Regions from separate parts of the Homo sapiens genome. Here region 1 is linked to region 2. The links are chromatin loops, found by intact Hi-C in ENCODE. Cell type or tissue: PC-9. All regions are shown on one strand. Links, peaks and the distances in the headings refer to the core of each region. The heading gives the core; the rest is flanking DNA. Region 1 holds the start of LOC105378494 (a long non-coding RNA gene). Region 2 overlaps AFAP1L2 (actin filament associated protein 1 like 2).

Region 1 (11,019 bases), core at 1,942-9,941, 56 kb after region 2:
CCCTAGGGAGCCTGTTGTTAGTGGACCACAGGCAAGTCTGTCACTGTCTCAGCCTTTTCTCAGGCTGCTGGCTGACCAGGGGGACCAGGAAAGGCTGAGAGAGCAAAGATCTTGTACCAGGCTGGGGCTGGCAAAGAGGGAGGACCATACACTAGAAGTTACCAATGGCACGCTCATTGTCTGCTAGGGCCTGGCTGCCAGGCAGGAGCCTGGGCAGAGGTGTGCAACCTGGCTCCCTTCAGCAGTGCGTCTGTCAGCCCAGTACAGTGTCGGGTTTGCTTATGAAGTGACCAAATTCTTTGATTCCTTTCTTTGTAGGGGGTGCCACATGCCAGAGGAGGGCTGAAGGCTGTTCTGAGCCTGCCCTGTGCCTCATATCAGCTCTGTTGGTACAGGACCAGATCTGGTGCTGGACCCAGGCTGTGGCCTGGCCTCAGCCAACCCTCTGCGATGCCCCGACAGGGTCGATCCTCTTCGTCTCAGCTTTCAGGACAACACATTAACTGCCTGTCACATTAACTGCCCTCACTGCGCAACCTGCAGACCCTGGGACTGTGGAGGGGCCCCAGACAGTGATAACAATGGCCTCCTTGTATTTAATATGGGCCAGGCCCTGTGGAAACACTATCACGTTTTGTCTCATTGAATTTTCAAAACAACCCTAGTATTATTATTTTATAAAGAAGGAAAGCAAGGCTCAGAGAGGCTGTCACATACCCAAGGTTAAATCTATGAGGTCCTGAAGCCCGGATTGAAATCAAGTTACATGAACTCCAGGGTCTATATAAACAGACTGTAGAGTCCAAACCACACAGGACTGGGCTCTGGGGACCCTGGTATCCTCACCCTGGGGAAGCTGGAAGGGATACTCTTGCAGCCCAGGCTGAGGACTGTCCCACAGGGGCTAAGCACAGGCTGCCTGTCCTCCCACTGTCTCCTGGGCCAGGAGTAGGGGAGCTACCTCCATCCTGGGTCCCCCAAATCCATTTTTCATGGCAGGAGTTTCTGGATTCCTAGCATTACCCTCTCCCCCAAAGCACAGGGGTCCACCTGAGCTCAGGGCACTGCAGCGTCCTTCCATTGGCTGCTGCTTCCATCATCTCCCCCTACAACCTCCCCCACCTCACAGCCTGCCTGTGCTTTCACGTGGAGCCTCCTTGAAGGCCCAGGCCTTCCCTCTCACGCGGAGGGCGCAGCACAAGGACTTCTCAAAATCAAGAGTGGGAGGGAATACATTTCGAGCTCTGCCACTTCTGTTGTGAACTCATTATGCATATTCCCATGGAGTTTCATGATTCAGAAAGACACCACGGGCATGGTGGCTTGCGCCTGTAATCCCAACAATTTGGGAGGCCAAGGCGGGCAGTCAGTTGAGGTCAGGAGTTTGAGACCAGCCTGGCCAACATGATGAAACCCCATCTCTGCTAAAAATACAAAAATTAGCCGGGGGGGGGGGGGGGGTGGTGCACCCCTGTAATCCCAACTACTCGGGAAACTGTAGCAAGAGAATTGCTTGAACCTGGGAGGAAGAGGTTGCAGTGAGCCGAGATTGCACCATTGCACTCCAGCCTGGGTGACAGAATGAGACTCTGTCAGAAAAACAAAACAAAAGACACTGGAGACCCATGTTCAAGGGTGCTTACACATTCACGACCTGTCTGTCATAATAGTAATGCAACAAATTACCTCTTTTTCTCCCCCATGGTTGTTTATAAAGGTAGCTTATTGAAGCATAGCTTCATAGTCTAGTGCCTACTATGCAGGTGGAATAAGGGAGGAACACAATGATTTCACGTTCTGTGCTTCTGACACAGTTGCAGGTGTTTTTTATTCTCAAATTGCACACGTTCAACCTCATCCCACATAAGCTCAGGGTCATCTTTGAGGCTCGGCGCAAAGATCACATACCCTGGGCATCCTTCCTTTGTCCTAAATATTCCTCACACCCTCCTGTGGTTCTCACAGAACTTTGACCTTGTCCATTATAGCACTACTATATCACAATGCACTTGACCAGGAGCTGTTAAAAATCTACCAGCTACTCAAGCTTTTCTTAGGACTGACTCCTGAAATTTCGATGTGTCCCTCTCAGCTAGTACATGGAAGTCATCCAATATTTGCTGAATGAGTGATTGAACTATATTATGGTAAAAGTGTAGGATTTAGAAACCTGGTCCTCTTTCTCCCTGTGCTATTGATTAGCACTTGTCTTTTTAGAAAATATATTCTATTTAAAAGCCACAATAGCTATCCCAACAGCCGGGCACTCTCTGGACTGCTAAGTGCATGATATATCATGTACATAATGATATTTTGTGTGTGTGGTAGGGGGCTTGAGCCTCATTTTGCAGGGGAGAAAGCTGAGTCTTGGCAAGGTTAAACAACGTGCCCACAGCCCTTCCGTGGCTACAGACCAAACACTATGGACTGTGACTGATGGGATTCATGATACTGCATGTTCTCCCTCCCAACTTGCTTAAAGTTTAAAGTCCAGCTGGGCATTTTTGTCTTCTAGACTTCCACCCGAAGAGTTATTTCCAAGTTGCTCCCAGTGTACCATATCTGCAAACGTTTGTCTTATTTGTTCATACCACAGATTCCAGAACGGAAACAGCTTGCCATCCCAAAGACGGAGTCTCCAGAGGGCTACTATGAAGAGGCTGAGCCATATGACACATCCCTCAATGGTACATCCCAGCGGCTGGGGCTTGGGAGGGTGACTTACTGCTTCCTGCACAGATGTTGGTGCAGACTTACCTGGGGGTAACAGATACACTCATCCTGGGCTGGGTGACAGAGGGTAGTCTGGGCTGCTGTGACAGGAAAGCATGGTCCAAATTGAGAACTGGCCACAGAGCATTCAGCCTTTAGTGTGAATGGGGAGCCAAGACCCACAGCAGACCTAGCTGTCCTGCAAGGAGGAATGAGGGATGGTACACAACAAATAGATTGACTGCATCTGATGTTTTCTGTGGTTCCTGCCTGCAAGTTGTGAGATTTCAGCACAAAGGTGACAGAAGAGAGGAGTGTTGGCCAACAGGCCCAAGGCCCTGGTCAGCAATGGAAGTGGCGGTCAGGCTGAGTCTGAGCTCAGTTTCCATGTTCTTTCACTGGACTCATAGTTATGGTGCTCCCGCTGTGTCAGGGACAGGAGCCCAGTCATCCCAGCACTGACATTCCGTGAGAGAAAACAGACAACAAATAAACAGCATGTGTCGGTGGTGATAAGTGAGAGGATGGAAAACAGAACAGGAGCTGGGCTTCTGCAGGACAGGGGAGTTACTTTAGATAGGGAAGGCTTCTCTGATAGCATGACTTAAACAGATTCCTGAATGAAGTGGAGAGTGAGTCAGGCAGATACATTCAGGAAGAACTTTCCAGACAGAGAACATGGTATCTGCAAAAGCGTCAAGGCAGGAGAGCTCTGGGTGTGTCTGAGGAACAACAAGGAGGCCAGCATGGCAGGAGCAGGGGAGAATGAAAGGAGGTGGGGACGCAGATGGGGCTGCCAGCCACAGGAATGACTTTGGCCTAGTTCTGAATGAGGAAAGACTGCAAACCTCCAGAGGGTTACTTAGGGACTGACCTAACTTAGTGTATTACTCTGTGCTCATGCTGCTAATAAAGACACGCCCGAGACTAGGTAACTGATAAAGGAAAGAGGTTTAATGGACTCACAGTTCCACATGGTTGGAGAGGCCTCACAATCATGGTGGAAGACGAAGAGCAAAGACGTCTTACATGGCAGTAGCAAGAGAGAGCGTGTACAGGGAAACTCCCCTTTATAAAACCGTCAGATCTCGTGAGACTTATTCACTATCACGAGAACAGCATGGGAAAGACTCACCCCCATGATTCAATTACCTCCCACCAGGTCCCTCCCATGACACGTGAGAATTATGGGAGCTACAATTCAAGACGAGATTTGGGTGGAGACACAGCCAAACTATATCACTTAGGTATTGAAAAGATCGCCCTGGACACTGTGTGAGCGGCTCTGTAGGCAGGGCTCATGCTAACACCCTCTGTCCTTGGCTGATGGCTCTCAGCCTGAGGAAGTTGGATCAAAAGTGCTCTTGGTGTGGGGATTTGATCACACAGGAAGGCTTTGAGATTCAGAAAGAAGTGGTTGTGACCCTCGTCTCTGTGGCAGCTGGACTGTGGTCCTCCCCTTCTGTCCTCCTTCTCTTTCCTTCCTTTGTAGGTGAAAGGGCTTTCAAAGCATAAATCAATCAGCAGATATAAAAGGCTAGGGCCCCTGGGGCTGGGAATGAACTAGGCTGAGGAAGGTGTTGTTGGTTCCATAAAGAGCAGGACCAGGAATGAGATGGAACCAACCTAAGTGCCATCAACCAATGAGGGGGATAAAGAAAATGTGGTACATACACACCACAGAATACTACTCAGCCAGAAAAAGGTATAAAATAATGTTTTTTGCAGAAACTTGGATGGAGCTAGAGGCCATTATTCTAAGTGAAGTAACTCAGGATGAAAAACCAAATATCTTATGTTCTCACTTATAAGTGGGAGCTAAGCAATGAAGACCCAAAGGCATGAGTGATATAATGGACTTTGGGGACTAGCGGGGGAAGATTGGGAGTGGGGGTGAGGGATAAAAGACTACATATTCGGTACAGTGTACACCACTCGAATGACAGTGCACTATCTCAGAAATCATCATTAAAGAATGCATCCACCTGAACCCCAAAAACTATTGAAATAAAAATAAAAAGAACAGGACCAGGGATGAGATGGGACCGGTGACTGGGAGCGGGATGGGATTCCCCTGCCCTTCCTTCACACTTACCTGCCACCTCCTGCTGGGAACTCTGTGGGAAGTGAGCGCCTGTTTAGGCTGAGTCTATTCTAAGACGCTGGCTTTGTGGGCAGCCAGCACTTAGCATTGACCCACTGAGCATGCGAGGTGGTGCCAGCTCACCAGTCGGGCTGTGATTTCAGACCAAAGGCGAGGGTGCGGTGCTGCTGTCTGGATGCGCGTTGAAGGTGGAAACAGTGACTCACCGCAGTGAGCACTTCCCTGCTCCCAGGTGTGGCCGGGCCAGCAGGGGCCTGCCTGCCAGACGCACCAGGGGGCCGGTTTGTGGGTCAGACACTCCATCTCGACACAAACAAGTGGTCAGAAAGGCCAGCGCTTCTTGGTTTTGTCTCTCAACTGTGAGTTCATATTGGTCGTAGCCGGGACTAGGGGTCATCCCAAGGACAGCTTGAACTCACTGTGTGGAGTGGGTCAGGAAAGCTCCAAGATGGAGGAAAACCAGCTGCGAGGTGGGAGGGAACATAGCCCTGCCTGTCCTGCCAAGGAGAGGCCTGGGGATGACTTGGGGAGAAGCAGTCATGGTCAGCACAGAGGGAGGCCTTCACCTGCCTTACAAGCTGGCCTGACCTCAGGTCCTGCCTGGTCAAACAGTGTGACATGCAGGTTGTGACTGGAGGAATAGGCGTGGGGCCCCAGCCCCTTGCTATAGTTGGCGGCCATAGCGATTTGCTGACTTCTTGCAAAAGGCCAGTTGCTTGGATTCTTGACCTGCTCTATCAGCCCTATCCCCACACCGCTCCCCTGGGTCATGTCCCTCTCTCTGAGCACATGTGTAATAAGTGCCCTGCTGGCCTGTGCTAGGGATATCGGGGTCTGCCCTGCTTGCCAGAGATACCAGGTTCTTCACTGATGGTGTCTCACCCTGGGGTACTGCTAGCAGCTGTAACAAATAACCCAGCAGCTCCTGTTTATAGTAACACAATGCAAACCTGTTTCTCACTCGGGTATTTCAGTGTGGGGCATTACTCATCCTCATGTAGATTAGGTGCCCGGGCTCCTTCCATGTTTGTCTCGGCCACCCTCGAGGGACGCAAAATCCTCTGCAAAGAGAGAGCAGAGAACCCCTATCTGCTTCTTAACAGCACCAGCCGGAAGTCACGCACATCACTTCTGCCCACAGTCCCTTGGTGACAAGTAGTCACATGGTCATCTCTGGATGTGAAGGGGTCTGGATCTAGGAAATGATGTCCTTGGCTTAGCAGTGGCCTCACCCAACAGCCTACACCTCTGATGGGCAAGCACTAACCTCTGGTGGACTGGCAGCCGAGTTGCCACATCTGGGTCTCTCTCTTTGTGTCTCTGCACTTGGGCGTGCTCCTCTCTTCATTCTGTCTCTCTTCTCTTCCCTCTGTCTGTGCTCCTGGATGTTATGCAGGTCACTCTGGCGGATTTCTCCCCACTGGAGTCCCCAGATGGGTGCAGGTGCCCGAAGGAGTCATTTATGCCACGATCACCTTGGGTACTGCTTACTCCCCGAGCTGGAATGCCAGTGATTCTTGCCTGCTGCCTGTCTCTCAAAGATGTGTGCATGTCCCGAGGGTGGCCACTGTCTTCTTCCTGTCCTCGTGCATGAGTCTTGCACTTGCATGCCACGTGCGATCTTCCAGAGGAGCAACCTACTTGGCTTTCCACAGCCCCCACCCCCCACCCATGTGGTATCAAAACACATGGCTAAAAGACCCACAGTGTGCATGGCTGTTCTGCCCTCAGTTCCACAGGACACAGTGAGGTAGAGTCTACCTAGGGATGGCAGATGGGGATGGCATTATCTCAGCATCCTGCCTCTCATTCCTGTTCACCCTGCCCCTCCTAGAAGCCAAGTATCTGTTTTAAGAATATCATACTGTTTTTGTTTTGTTTTGTTTTTGGGACAGAGTCTGGCTCTGTCACCCAGGCTGAAGTGCAGTGGCATGATCTTGGCTCACTGCAACCTTCACCTCCCAGGTTCAAGGGATTCTCCTGTCTCCGCCTCCCAAGTAGCTGGGATTACAGGCACGCATCACCATGACCGGCTAATTTTTGTATCTTTAGTAGAAACGGGGTTTTGTCATATTGGCCAGACTGGTTTGAAACTCCTGGCCTCAAGTGATCTGCCCTCCTCAGCCTTCCAAAGTACTGGAATTACAGGCATGAGCCACCATGCCTGGCCAAGAATATGCAATGTTTGTGGTGTGCTGTGATCCCTTTTAGGGGTAAAAACAATTATTAATATATTTGCTCTAAATTTCCTCCAAGATACTCCAGGAGTATGATTTGTTGTTCTTTTTTTTTTCTTTTTTTTAGACAGAGTCTCACCCTGCCGCCAGGCTGGAGTGCAGTGGCGCGATCTCAGCTCACCGCAATCTCCACTTCCTGGTTCAAATGATTCTCCTGCCTCAGCCTCCTGAGTAGCTGGGATTATAGGCGTCCATCACCATGCCCGGCTAATTTTTTTTTGTATTTTTAGAAAAGACAGGGTTTCACCATGTTGGCCAGGCTGGTCTCAAACTCCTGACCTCAAGTGATCCACCCGCCTTGGCCTCCCAAATTGCTGGGATTACAGGTGTGAGCCACCATGCCCAGCCTCTTTTTTTTCTCAATGTTTTTTCTTTCATACCTAGTCCTGTTGATGATTTGCCGTTCTTAGTTTCCTAATACCCCCATGGAGGAGGATGGGCAGATGTTAGAATTCTTCATGAAACATGTGGGGCAACCCCAGAAGCACAGAACAGTGGAGACTTACCCAAATTCTTCACAGTAAACTCTGTAGCCTCCTCCATTAATTTTTGTTACTGAAGGAAGTATCCCAATGACAGTATATCATTTTTTAAATGTCGCTTATTATACAGATAATGCAATACTGGCAATAAGGAAAAACATTTTTAAATCACCCTGATCCTACTACCCATCAAATCAACTATTTTGAGCTTTTTCTATGTTGCTTGCAGTGCTGATCTGTTTGCATGTATAGTTCTAACTGTGCTTTCTCCCTTATCATACCTTAGGGAGTTTATCCAGCTGCACACTAGTTTTCAGAGTTTTAAATGATTACAGTTGCATGGACATGACTAAGTGGGTAAAATCATGCTTTACTTACCCAGTCCCCTTCTGCTGACTGCTAAACAGCATTTGAATGAATATCCTAATGCATGTAACATTCTTTCCCACTCCCGCCCTTTTTTTTGAGACTGTCTCACTCTGTTGCGCAGGCTGGAGTGCCAGTGGCACGATCTCAGTTCATTGTAACCTTCGCCTCCTGGGCTCAAGCCATCCTCCCACCTCAGCCTCCCAAGTAGCTGGGACTACAGGTGCATACCACCATGCCCAGCTAATTTTTGTATTTTTTTTAGAGATGGGGTTCTGCCATGCTGCCCAGGCTGGTCTTGAACTCCTGAGCTCAAGTGATCCACCTGCCTTGGCCTCCCAGAATGCCAGAATTACAGGTGTGAGCCACCACGCCTGGCCCCTTCTCTTTTTAAAAAACTAGTTTCCTAGGATAAAATACCAGGACTGGGATTATTGGATCAAAGAGTATGGGTGTTTTTTATGGCTCTTGAAACAGGCTGCCAGACTGCTTTCTGAGAAGCCTGTGTTAATTTACGTTGTCACCTATAACGTAAGAGTTCAGGGTTCCATCCTGGGTAATACTGCTATTTTCAGTCTTATTTAATAGGTATAAATTATACACTTTTATATTAAGCCATTAAGAGAAGTAGTGTCACATGGCTTTTAAAGAAAATTGATACTAAAATGTTTAAAATGTTGTTTTTAGAAATATTAAAACACATTTTCACTGGCACTGTTGCTAGAATAACTATTGCAGAGGCCTCATCCCATTTTTCTATATTCTGTTTCAAATGTGCTTCTTAGTAAAATCAAACGTGCTTCTTAGTAAAATCGACAACATTTTATCTAGCTATACAGATAGGAGAAAGGGCTTCTGGATTCTTCTGCCAAGACTTACGGGTCTATGGGCTGGTCCTCTTCTGAAGGGTGTCATGGGAATGAAGGCAGAGTGTCATTCAGCCTGACTCAAGGGGACAGAACAAGGACTGCCATGCGGAAGTCAGGGAAATAGATGCTGAGTCCATTTCCTAACTGACAGGGCTGCCGGGAATGGGAGTATCCAGGGATCAGGAGATAGTGAGCCCTCCGTGGGAAATTTGGGCAGAGCATCAAGGTTATGATAGACAGGATTCCTGTGCCAGGGGTTGGACTGAAATCCTGAGGTTCCCTTTCCTCCATGTCCTGCTTTTCAGGGATAGATGGATGGATGAATAGAGAGAGAGATAGATCAATCAATCGATGGACAGATGAACTGATTGATTTTTCTTCACATGGTTTTTGTTTTGTCCTTGAATAGAGCAGTAGGACTTGGGAACAGAATAGCTCTTGCAGGGTGGTGGGGGCAGAAACTAGAAACTGAGGCAGTTGGGGTATGCGTAGAATCGTGCATGATTTGTGCTCTGATGAGTTTTAGGATTCTTTCAAAACAAAAGAGGAAGGGTTTAAGTTAGACACTAGTAAAAGGAGCTACATTTGTGCCAGGAGGTATTAGGCAGGGAGGGAGAGCAAGCAGTGTCTGTGGAGGGTATGAGTGGAGGTTTGAAGAAGGGCTATGACTGGGAGAGGGTATTTGGGAGTAAGAAGGTGGCCCCTTTCCCCAGAAAGTGTTTCCTGCTGTGGTTTATTTGGACTTTTATTTCTGAGGAGCCACAGCCCCTTCCCCAGATCTAGGACTGAGCCAGGCCCAGCCAGGCCAGCGGCCATCAGAGGCCTGCCTCACATACAGCTCAGGTGGAGCACGGATGGCGTTCTCTTCCTCCTGAGCCCTTGGAATGCCAGAGGCCAGGCCTGGGAGAACCTGGCAACATCCCACCCCACGCCTTTCATCTTTCATTTGAGGAATTAGAGGCCCCGAGTAGGAGAACTGGCCTTGTCAAGAGCAAACAGTTGGTCTGTGGGGCAGTGTCTTCTCAGGGTTTCTGTGGAGTTGGGAGTGACAGGATTTGAGGAAGAAAAGGGAGAGACTTTGGTTTTCAGTTATTTGTGTTTTGTGGCCACAGGCAGCATCCAAGAAGCCTTGCTGAGGGGTTTGGGGGCAGGAAAGCCAGCCCTGGGATCTGGCTGCTGGCTGTGGGGCTGCTTTGAGGGCAGGGAGAGTCGGGGGCTGTGGTCTGGCTGCTGCTGCTCCTGCCTGCTGCCCTCCCCAGCGATGCTGCTTCAGGACTGTCCCCTGCCCCATGGGGCCCTGACCGAGCTGGTCTTCCTTGCAGAGGACGGAGAGGCTGTGAGCAGCTCCTACGAGTCCTACGATGAAGAGGACGGCAGCAAGGGCAAGTCGGCCCCTTACCAGTGGCCCTCGCCGGAGGCCGGCATCGAGCTGATGCGTGACGCCCGCATCTGCGCCTTCCTGTGGCGCAAGAAGTGGCTGGGACAGTGGGCCAAGCAGCTCTGTGTCATCAAGGACAACAGGCTTCTGGTCAGTCTGCCTTACGTCGTCTTGTCCCCCGACTCCTCTCCTTGGGGAAGGGGCAGGGACAGGGAAGGAGGGACAGGATGGTCCCTGACCTCAGAGGTTTCGAGCTTGTTTATGTCAGGAGATTTTAACTTCTCCCTAATCTGAAATTGTATACAGGATTTTGTGTGTATGGATGAATGTACTTTTTCTGAACCAGAAAGGTCTAGTAGTTTCATCAAGTTCTCAAAGGGGGTTGTGACTACCACCGCCTCCCCCATCCCCATCCCATCCTCCTCTTTGTGAGACAGATACATCTTTCTGTCCCCTGGTCCTTTTTCACATCCTGTCCGCTGGAGTCCAGTCAGGCTCCTCCAGCCCAGCCCCAATTCTGGCTACTGTTTTTTGTTGTTGTTTTGTTTTGTTTGTTTGTTGTTGTTTTTGAGACAGAGTCTTGCTCTGTCGCCCAGGCTGCAGTGCAGTGGCGCAATCTTGGCTCACTGCAAGCTCCACCTCCTGGGTTCAAGTGATTCTCCTGCCTCAGCCTCCTGAGTAGCTGGGATTACAGGCGCCCGCCACCACGCCTGGCTAATTTATGTATTTTTAGTAGAGACGGGGTTTCACCATGTTGGTCAGGCTGGTCTCGAACTCCGGACTTTGTGATCTGCCTGCCTCAGCCTCCCAAAGTGCTGGGTTTACAGGCGTGAGCCACTGCGCCCAGCCCTGGCTACTGTTTTTATCTGTG
Region 2 (11,019 bases), core at 1,805-9,804:
AAACAACTACTAATCTACTTTCTGTTCCTACAGATTTCCCTATTCTGAACTTTCTTTTGAATGGAATCATATGCTATGTAGACTCTTGTGACAGACTTCTTTGACTTGGCATAATGTTTTCAAGGTTCAATCCAAGTTGAAGCCTGTATCAGTATTTCATTGCTTTTCATGGCTTAATAATATTCTGTTGTATGGCTATAACAACTCTTGTTTATCCATTCCACCACTGATGGAAATTCGGGTTGTTTCCACTTTTTAGCTATTATGAATAATGCTGCTACGCTGCTGTAACCATTCATGTACAAGTTTTTGAATGGACATATGCTTTCATTTTTCTTGGGTGTGAGATACACACACATGCATATACATACACACACACCTAAGAGCGAAATTGTTGGGTCATGTGGTAATCTATGTTTCATCATTTGGGAAACCGACAGACTGTTTTCTAAAACAGCTGCACCATTTTACATACCCACTAGCTGTGTTCGCTTCTGTACTTTTGTAATCTTATATGTCATGTTTAAAACTTTTGAACCACCTAAAATTCTTCCTATTGTATGATACAAGGGTCCAAATTTGCATTTTTCCAGATGGATACCCCATTGTAGTAATGTCTTCTCAATGTCTTTGTTGTAAATGAGATCACTGTCCACATCAGGGTCTATTCTGTATAATCTAATCTTTTCCATTGATCTCTCTGTCCATTCATGTGCTGTGGATGTACTGCTTTAATTATTGTGGCTTTATGATATGTTCCCTCACTCTTACTTTTTAAAAACACACTCATCATAAGCATTTATTAGACCTTTATATATAGTGCAGGGGTAGAGACTGTGTAAATCAAACCCAACATTGTTCCTGCTGCCTAGAAGCTTGTAATGAATAAAAGCTAGTTCTGCTCCCATGACCTCTGACAAATGCATTACATAAATTGCCCTATTTAATCCTTATAAGTCTATGAGGAAAGGTAGAGTTTTTCATTCCTAGTTTAAATACAAGGAAACTGAGGCTTTGAGACAAATCTGGAGACAGAAACCTGCAGTATTGCCTTTCAAAAAGCAACTGCCTCAGGTGTTCTTGGGCACCTTGCCAAGAGAGGAACAGTCCAGGGAAGTGTGGTGGAAAATTCCATTTAATGTGTTCACTGGAGCCATTGGCTTTCTCATGGTAGAAGGACTGTGGTGAGTCTTGTGAGGACAGCCCCACATCTTGGAATGAAAGCCTCTCGGACATAAATATGGTCATCACCCAGTGCTAAATTGCCATTGAGAACCTAGATAGTAAGGAAGTGAGGGTTTGACTTTGGCTATATTCTCTTCTCAGACTGTGTAACTCAAGATCCCTGGAAGGGATGGAGTTTGGGATTCCCCCGCCCCTGCCGCCTCACAAAGGGATAGCAAAAGCATTTGCCACAGAAAACATACAAAGCCCCATAAAGTCGCAACCAATGAAATCATCATCTCTTCCCAGGCAGACCCAGTCTTTGACCTTGGCCAATTTCCACTTTCTGGGGAGTTGTAAGGCAAGGAAACTGATTCACTCAAGGAAAAGACCTGCTTAACTTTCATATCATCAGACTTATCAAACACTTGGGGTTTGGGGGTTATGGGATTAGTACAGCATCATATGACTGCCCTGGAAGTGTTCACATGTAAGAATGTGGGGTAAACCCATGCGGAACATAAAACCTCAAAAGGATTTTGCCTGGAACTAGCAATAAACATGCAATCCAAGTTGTCTTAATATTTCAAAACTTCCTCTAAAGGAAAAAAATGTTCATCTGTCTGTCTTCTTCCTCCCTGTCTCTACCATTCCTCCAGACCGTTTGTTTTATGGGATGCATTTTTCCAAAGTTTTAACTATTCCATCTGGTGGTGGGTGACTCATTCTTTATTATTATTATTTTTTATCATGGGAAAATAGTATATTTAGTCCAGGTCAGTGTGACCTGGTTTTGAAGATCCCAATTTTGCTGACTTTGTTTTAGACATCACTGTGGGGGAGGAGCTGGGTAGGTAGTCACTTCTTTATCTGCTGCATAGCCTGGAACAGGGCAGGTGCTTTCTTATGGTTGACAGGTCTGGGGCTCTCTGATCCAGACTCCCTCAGTGATGGCCAGTGATAACCAGTTTATTCCTTTTTTTTTTTTTTGAGACAGAGTCTCACTCTGTCGTCCAGGCTGGAGTGCAGTGGTGCGATCACGGCTCACTACAACCTCCATCTCCCGGGCTCAACCAATTCTTATGCCTCAGCCTCCTGAGTAGCTGGGATTATGGGCACCCAGCACCATACCTGGCTAATTTTTTTGTATTTTTAGTAGGGACGGGGTTTCACCATATTGGCCAAGTTGGTTTGAACTCCTGACCTCAGGCGATCTGCCCGCCTCGGCCTCCCAGAGTACTGGGATTACAGGCATGAGCTGCTGTGCCTGTTATCATGGGAAAATAGTATATTTAGTCCCGATCAGAGTGACCTAGTTTTGAAGATCCCAATTTTGCTGACTTTGTCTTAGACATCACTGTGGTGGAGGAGCTAGACAGGTAGTCACTTCTCTATCTGGTGCATGGCCTGGAACAAGCTTCTTTCTCCATGGGTTCTCTCTGGAAACTTCTTGGACTGTCTTGAGGAGCTGGAAGATGGGGGGCCATTGCTTCTCCTCCTCTAGGCCATTTTCTTGGCTTTAGTATTTTGGGGGACAGCTAATTTAATTTCAGTCACTATCTTAGATTTAGAGGTGCACTGAAAATCTGGAAGAAGCGAGATACCACTGCAGAAGGAGCAAGACTCCATTGCTTGAGGGAGACGGACCATTTCTCACGCAGAAATTATAGTCCACTGTACTAGAAGACATTCGTTTATGTTCTAAATCTCTTGGCCTCTGAGGATATAATGAGGACAATGGCAATATTTTAAACATTTGCCCATGGGAAGTGTATCAGCTTATCCTGGAAGGGGCTCTGATTTTGGTGTGTCTTCCACCTTTTCTGGATTCCACCCAAGCAATTACAAGTGTGTCAGCTGGAAAGAGCTAATAGAATAATAAGGTATGGGTATAAGCTTCAGTAGGACGACACAGTTTTGCCCCTGACTGACTGAAAATTCCCAGTCAATTTCTTGTGTCAATACAGAGCTAATGCTTATTTTAGAAACATGCTTAGCATTGAAGCGGAAAAGAATTGTAAGCCGCTGTCTTGAGAATTCCGTGGATAAGGTAAAGAAGAATCCTTCTTCAGGTTCTTGCAAGCAGAGCAATCCACTTGCAGGTGGCAGAACACCTGGTGATTGGTACCCTCATTCTGAAGGACCTTTCCCTTAACACGGGTTCTGTTTTTGCTGTGGCAGCCCTCCTTGCCTGGGAGGCTTTACGGCAAATAGCGACACAGCCTATCGTAGGGGTGGCACCAGTGAAGACCCACAAAAAAACCATAATACAGTTTCTTGGGAAGTACTCCTGAGAAGTGTAGGAAACACATTTGAGCTCTCTGTAGAATCCCTCAGACATATGGAGGACTTCAGTCTCCCTTGGAAATGGAACCAACTATGTGATGCTCTCTCCTTAAGCCTCTCAGGCCAACAGGTCCTCCTTCCTCTGTGTTTCTCAGCACTTGGTTCACAGATACCTTGCTGAGTTGAAATTAAGGCATTTGAGGGCAGAAATGCATCTTGCTCATTTTTGTATCTTGAAGTATGACAGCTCAATAAATAATTATTAAATAAACCCCATCATCACACTGGGGAAATCGAATAACCACTCTATACCATTGACTGCTATTTTGCCAAGACCTTGGTTCCATAAGCAACATTGACCACTGATGCCTAAGTTATACTCCCTTGATTAAGTACATATGGCATATGGTACAGTGTCTATGATACAGCAATCAGTCAACAAACGTTTGTGTCCTCCCATCCACCACCCCACCACAACTTGATGGGTACAGTGGTGACTTCTTTCCAAGAAGCACCTCACTGTCTTTGATCAGACTTGACCCAAAGTCATCTAGTTTCTAAATCATGCTTCAAGCCACATTTGATTCTTGCCTTGGAACTGGCCTCTCTGAAGGGTTTTAAGGCAGAATATTTCTACTAGGCTTTCCAGATACTCTGGTAAAACATTCCTTCTGCTACACTTGTGTGATAACTGTTTGTGTGCTAGGTTAGATGGAGTTCATAGTATCTCATATTTGGTTGTTCAGAAGTGTTCTTTGACTTGGGAAGTCTGGGACTAGGAAGGAGATGGGTGAGTGTGAATTAGTAAACCATGGACCAAAGGAGATGTTTCACATGTATTATGACCTTGTCTTGTATAATGCCCCCAGTGATATTTGAAAACACCAAGTTGAGTGCCCTTCACCTTCCCTGTGTTGGGTCAGCAGGTGAGGGATATGCCAAGCCCAGTCTCCTGGGGTCTCTACTCCATCTTGCTCCTATCCCTCCTAGCTCATGGCTCTGTGGGTGGTGACTTCTAGGGAGGCCCAAAAGCTGCAGTGGTTTCTCAGTCTCTAGCTGATTCTGTTTGGGTGGTCTATTATTCTTCCCATGTTTCTCTATTCTTAAGTCTTCAGTATTTCTATCCCTTGGATAGTGTTGAAATTGTGAGTGTTTTTAACTGAGTGTCGACAGTTCTGGATGTAACGAGTTCAGCAACTGCATTATCAGGGTCTGAATTGGCAGTGTTGTATCAGCCCTTGTGATCATTTCAAAATGCTCTTCCTTGTGGCTTTTGAGTTAGGTAATTGCTGGAATTCTCCTCCAAGTGGAGCAGTGATTGTAGATTCTTTTGAGTTAGGTAATTGCTGGAATTCTCCTCCAATGGGAGCAGTGATTCTTCTGAGTAAGAGAAGCTGAATAGGCTCTACCCCATGTTAAAACAAATGTTCATTTATAGGATCCAATCTAGACTGTCTATATGCTAGTCAGATGCTACTTTAGTAGAATCATCAGCATCAAAGTTTAGTTCTCTTAATTGGCATTGATTCCCTCTCTTCCCCACTAAATTGGAAGTCCTTAAGTGTAGATGACATTTCATACTGATTTGTATTGCATTTGTCACCCCTATTCCACTTCCTCTGGATCCGAGCACAAGGTCTGGTCATAGTTAATGCTCCATATATATTGATTTATTTCACAAGTCAATGTGTTTATGCAGCAATGAATAAACATATTTCTTCCCCTGGAAGATCTCACAGTCTCTCCAACAAGGTTTAGTGTGTGCAGTTCCTTTAAGGGGGTGGCTTTTTGGCAGAGGTAGGAGGAAACTGTACAACTGGCCATGTAAATTTTGTTTTCCCAGATTCCATTTAAAATTTTTATATTTGTTCCTGATTAGACTCTTAGAGGACTGGAGTATGAAATTAGAAAATTGAAGTCACTTTTCTGGTTTTTGTTTTTTTGTATTTTTTGTTTTGAGACAGGGTCTCACTCTGTCTCCCAGGCCGGAATGCAGTGGTGTGATTATAGCTCACTGCAGCCTCTATCTCCTGGGCTCAAGTGATCCTTCTGCCTCAGCCTCCTGTGTAGCTGGGACTATGCCTGGCTAATTTTTCAAAATTTTTAGTAGAGGCAAGGTCTTGCTATATTGCCCAGGCTGGTCTGGAACTCCTGGACTCAAGCAATCCTCCCTCCTTATCCTTCAAAAATGTTGGAATTACAGGTGTGAGCTATGATGCCTAGCCACTTTTTTCTTTTTGTCTTAGGGCATGAGTTGGAAAACTACCTCAGCCAAGGGCCTTCAAGCTAAGAATGATTTTTATGAATAAACATTTGCAATTGATTTAATGATAGGAAATGCTAATGTTGAACCCCAATTAAGCAAAATGTTACCCCCACTAAAAAAAATTTCCACTCCCATTGGTAGATCTGTATCACAAAGCATTGGAATAAAGTATTATTATTATATTTTGAATTTTGTCAATAAAAAGTTTGTGGACATTTGTATTCTCTCTGGCTATAGTAGTAGTTCCTGAAAGATAACCTTGATTTTGCCTGTTGGCCTGCTCTAGAATTGGGGCTGGCAAGCTTTCTTGTAATGAGCAGATAGGAAATATTCTAGGATTTGTGGTCATATATTCTGTGTTGCAATGACTCAATTCTGGCATGGTAGCCTGGAAGTAGCCACTGATACTATGTAAACAAAAGTGCATGGCTGTGTTCCAATAAATATCTATGGACGCCAAAGTTGAAATTTCATATAATTTTCATGCGTCATGAAATATTATCCTTCTTTTGATTTTCCTCAGTCATTTAAAAATGTAAAAGCCATTTGTATGGCTTGAGGGCCATATAAAAACAGGTGTCGAGTCTGATTTAGGTATATAGTTCACTGACCCCTGTTCTAGAGGATCAGGCAGTAGCCCCGAGTAATGCCTGACCTGACTAGGTTAGCTCAGACACTTTAGTGAACCTGGAAGAATATGCAGGTTATGTCTGGTCTAATGACAAACTCCCTTCTCACCAAAGCCATGCCCCTGTTCCGTGGCCCTAAGGGACCTAAACCACCTCTCTGCCCACCCCCACCCCCTCCCTCCCTCTGCCCCCATCCTCCATTCCTTCCTATCCCACACGCCTAGCTCTCTAAAATCTGTCTAGGAAAGAGTTTCTTCAGGATGCAGCATCAGCGCTGGGCCCCTTCCAGCTCTTAGTTGGAAGCTCTTTCCAAGGATGGAGAAGCTGAAACAGCTGCATTTTTTTTTTCTTCTTCTAGAATCATCCAGCGAGGGGGTGAGTTCAGGACTCTGGCAGCTCCTGTGTAAATGCTGAGCAGCTAAAGACAGCACAAATCCGGAGCAAACGCTGCTGCTCCCAAACCAGGGAGAATGGCTCATCAAAGCCAGTGCTCCAAGCATCTGCGTTTATTTTGAGGCCAGGGCTGGGGAAGGGGAGTCTCTCTCGCTCAGCTGGGTGTCCATGAAGAGGCTCCAGGGCAGGATCGCATCTGCGGCTCCTTCAATGAGACCACTGTCCTGATTGTCAGTCCTGTTGCCCCTGGCATTATGGTTCTGTGCCAGAGGTTTAGCCAGCTGTGCTGTTTGTCTCACGAAGAAAGTTTCCAGAAACACTTTTTCCCTTTCTGCTTGAATGACCAAGTTTCAGAAAAATCCAATGATAATGTGCAGGCGTTTCAAATCTGTAATTTTAGCTGGGATGTTTGGGGTCGCGTTGCCTGGGAGATTTAAGGGGTGAACATGTAAAAGTCTATGAAATAACCGACAAAACATCCTCCCAAGCCCGGAATGCTGAAGCAACAGAGGAGGAGTGAGAATGGGTTGGACTCGCAGAGTTTATAGGAGATGGTTTTAGCTTATGGGGCTGTGTGTTGTCACTCTGATATGACACAGAAGGTCCGTGAAGGCAGGGGCTCTATTTTTTGTATCCTGTACATATCCTAGGAAAGGGTGGTCTTGGGACTTCACTGCATCCCAACCAGCATCTTCTGTCCGCTGTGGACCTAGGCTGTGCTGATTGTATGGGCAGAGAAGGGGCAAGATTATCTCGCTACCTGGGGGATAAGGGGTTGGCAGGTAACCATGGTGACAAAGGCCTAGAGACTTCAAGAGGGGGACAAGGGAGCAGAGACGGAGCTCTGGGGCCGTGGCCTTGATCTTCTCTCTGCTGGCCACCAAGTGAATGTCTCAGTGTCCTCCTTTTGGGGAAGCCTGTGGTCAGGGGACTTTGAAGTGCTGGAACTGAAATTTTTTGTTTTGTTTTGTTGTTGTTTTTTTTTGTCGTTGGTGGTGGTGTTTGAGACAGAATCTGTCTCTGTCACCCAGGCTGGAGTGCAATAGCACAATCCCCGCTCACTGCAACCTCCACCTCCTGGGTTCAAGCGATTCTCCTGCCTCAGGTTCCCAAGTAGCTGGGATTACAGGCATGCACCACCACGCCCAGCTAATTTTTGTATTTTTAGTAGAGACAGGGTTTCGCCTTTTTGCCAGGCTGGTCTTGAACACCTGACCTCAGGTGATCTGCCCACCTCAGCCTCCCAAAGTGCTGAGATCACAGGCATGAGCCACTGTGCCCAGCCAAAAGTTTAAAAAAGTGGGGAGGAAGGGATTTTCCTCGTTGACATGCATTTCCTGTAATGCAAATTTTGCAAAATAAGAATTATGTAGGAATTTTAAAAATTTGAGACAGGGTCTCACTGCCACACAGGCTGGAGTGCAGCGGCATGATCGTGGCTCACTGTAGCCTTGACTTCCTGGGCTCAAGCGATCTTCCCACCTCAGCCTCCTGAGTAGCTGGGACCACAGGTGCATGCCACCAAGTCTGGCTAATTTTAAAATTTTTTTATAGAGTCAGGTTCTCACCCTGTTGCCCGGGATGGAATTATGTAGTATTTTATGAAGAAAAGGATATATTTTAAAACATACATTGCATCCATTCCATGGAATACCACGTAGCTGGTAAAAGGAATGGGGCACAGCTGTCTGTTGCCTCCAAGGCACATTAGCAAGTGAAAATAGCAAGGTACAGGATGCTAGAATAGTGTGAGCTTACTTGTATAAAATAACTTTATCTGTATTTTTCTGTGAATATCTTATGTAGAGAATATTATGCATAGGAAATTCCTGGAAGGATGCACAGTTTATTGATAGTCATTGCCAGGAAGGGGCTGACACTGGGAGGGTTTTAAGATGGGGGAAATTTTCATTGCATATGTTTTAATTGTTGCTTTATATATGTACACATATGTGCATATAAATATGTATACATATATGTGTATATATATTATATATGTATATATAAATATGTTTTCATCATATGCATACACTCCATTTTTCCAATAAAAGCTTAATAAAAATAGAAGGAAATATACAAAAGAAGTCATTGAGAAGGTATTTGGCATCATGGAAGCTTCCGGAGCTGGCTACCCTTGGCCTGTTGTGGATATTGAGATATGGAGAATGAAGCAAAAGACAATACTGGGTCATTTCACGGGTGGCAAACCCTGCCCCTCCTACCCGGCCCAGCCCTGTGCAGCTTCCCTTATCTGAGCCATAAATTCTCAGACACACAATGGCAAGTCAGCCCAAGGCTGGGCTTGGTGTTTACAGAGGGAAAATCTGGGAACTGTTGGAATGAAGAATGGCATCCCAAGCTCCTGGCTAGAAGTGGGGGCTCCCAGGGCATCCCCAGAGACCAAGGGACTGGACCAGCAGTGGTCAATCTGGGGTTAACCTCTCCAGCTATCCTGAGATTCTCCACAAAACGATTTAGAGCATCAATCCCCAAGCCCAAGAAGAAACTTCAATTTGGAACAGATTAGTCAAGAATTTTGCTGTTTCGTCCAAGTTAAGGGAAAGAACCTTTGTTGTTGCTGTCTCTGCAAGATGTGACTTGCTGGGGAGAAGTTAATGTAGTGGTTCCCATGGGGAGAGGCCTTCCATTTTATCTTTTTTTTTCCTTGATAAAATATAGAAGACTCACCCATATTATCCATACACTGGAGTCCTATTTAGTTCACTAGGTATATGAGCTATAAAGGGACTTTCCCCCGCCACCCCCCCAAAAAAATCTTCCTTTTGCTCTTGTGCTGTTTATTTTTTATTTTTTTTATAATTGTACTTTAAGTCCTGGGATACATGTGCAGAACATGCAGGTTTGTTACATAGGTATACACGTGCCATGGTGGTTTGCTGCACCCATCAACTCATCATCTGCATTAGGTATTTCTCCTAATGCTCTCCCTCCCCTAGCCCCCCACCCCACAACAGGCCCCAGTGTGTAATGTTCCCTCCCTGTGTCCATGTGTTCTCATTGTTCAACTCCCACTTATGAGTGAGAACATGCGGTGTTTGGTTTTCTTTGTGCTGTTTTTATTTGTATTTGTTTTTTTTAAAAAAAGAAAAAGTAAACATAGGAGTTTTTCCACGGCCCAAATTCTGAGCTTGGTAAATCATCTTTTTTTCGCGGGGGACTGATGAGGGGGCTTTGCCCTGCCAGTCTACTTTCTTCAGAATCAGTGTTTACAACTACGCACCTCAAAGGCTTTCCTTCCCTGATTTGCCTCTTCCCAGCTGAGCTGAATTTCTTCTTTCCAGGATGGTGACCAAATCCCCACCTTTCTCCTTTCCATCACCTTCTCAGCACAAACCCACCTGGCTCTCTCCTTTGAGAACTGAGTATCAACAACCAGGCTGAGCAAAGCGTTTGGCATGATTTCAGCCACTTCTGTCCAGCAGCTGATGAGGAGAGATGAGACAGAAGGAGCAGCTCCAGCTTGGCCCTGCCAGCCAGCGGCCAGGCACTTACGGAGTGTCCTCTCCATGGGTCCCGTAGGTGGCCCAGTGGACACCAGCCTGTCACAGTGAGGACTCACAGTATTGCTGCAGTCCCCAAGTAGATGTCATGGTCATGAGAGACTTAAGGTTCCGTTTAATATTGTCTTGCTGTCATCTAAGTCCCAATGGTTGGAGAAGGCTTTTTGGAGAAAGCAGGACTTGAACTGGGCTTTAACGGTTACATGGGATTTATGGAAAAGTGGGGAAAAATAAGGAATTCCAGATGGAGAGAAATAGTGGAAGTGGATAACCATACCAAAGGTGCTTTCGATGAACCCAGTGACCTCCAATGGCAAGATACAGAAGCGGGGCACAGGTCCCCTCCGCAGAATTTCATCCCCAATTGATGTTCAAATGAGAACAAGTCTCAGACCAAATTTAGCTGTACTCCAAAAATCTGTTAGCAAGCAGGCCCCAAAACAGTCTTACAGTTTATCCTCTGGGCCCCAGCTCTCTGGCATTTAGGTATTCTGCCCAAAAAACATCTGGCTTAAGGTAAGTGCAAGAAAATACACGGGGCAGGATTTAGCTACCCTAGTGGATCAGGCAACAGAATCTTCCAGCCTTCTGTGGACCCTGCACTGCATTTTGTCCTGAGCCTAGGATACAACTGTGAATGGTATGGCCTGCTGGGCTTACCCAGACTCTTACATCCTGTTCATGTGAGGGTGGAAGTGCTGGAACAGTATTTCCAGCCACTCCATTTATCCTGAGCACCACTCATTTCAGCAAAGAAACA

The links. Hi-C counts contacts between places; a loop is a spot of excess contacts. Peaks named below come from ENCODE experiments on the same cell type or tissue, not always from the same donor. Only the 100,000 strongest peaks of a DNase experiment are listed, where the experiment ranks them.
Region 1: it touches region 2 in a loop (7-fold over the local background); 3 of 110 quality-filtered maps call a loop at or near these places.

Annotation. Positions count from the first base shown.
Region 1 is chr10:114,314,839-114,325,857 of GRCh38, reverse strand. AFAP1L2 (actin filament associated protein 1 like 2) reads left to right here. Exons shown (of 19, transcript NM_001001936.3): 5 at 2,597-2,687; 6 at 10,093-10,298. LOC105378494 (a long non-coding RNA gene) reads right to left here and starts at 4,852. Exons shown (of 3, transcript XR_946334.3): 1 at 4,808-4,852; 2 at 2,758-2,911. RefSeq lists enhancers at 4,525-5,226, 4,637-5,836. In PC-9, for the core only: no CTCF peak of the experiment used is centred there; DNase peaks (open chromatin) are centred at 5,007 and 5,767; H3K4me3 peaks cover 389 bases; H3K27ac peaks cover 3,430 bases.
Region 2 is chr10:114,370,348-114,381,366 of GRCh38, reverse strand. All of the region lies in intron 1 of AFAP1L2 (actin filament associated protein 1 like 2), which reads left to right. Among named protein-coding and RNA genes, the nearest start is that of AFAP1L2, 29 kb to the left of the region's middle. In PC-9, for the core only: no CTCF peak of the experiment used is centred there; a DNase peak (open chromatin) is centred at 6,096.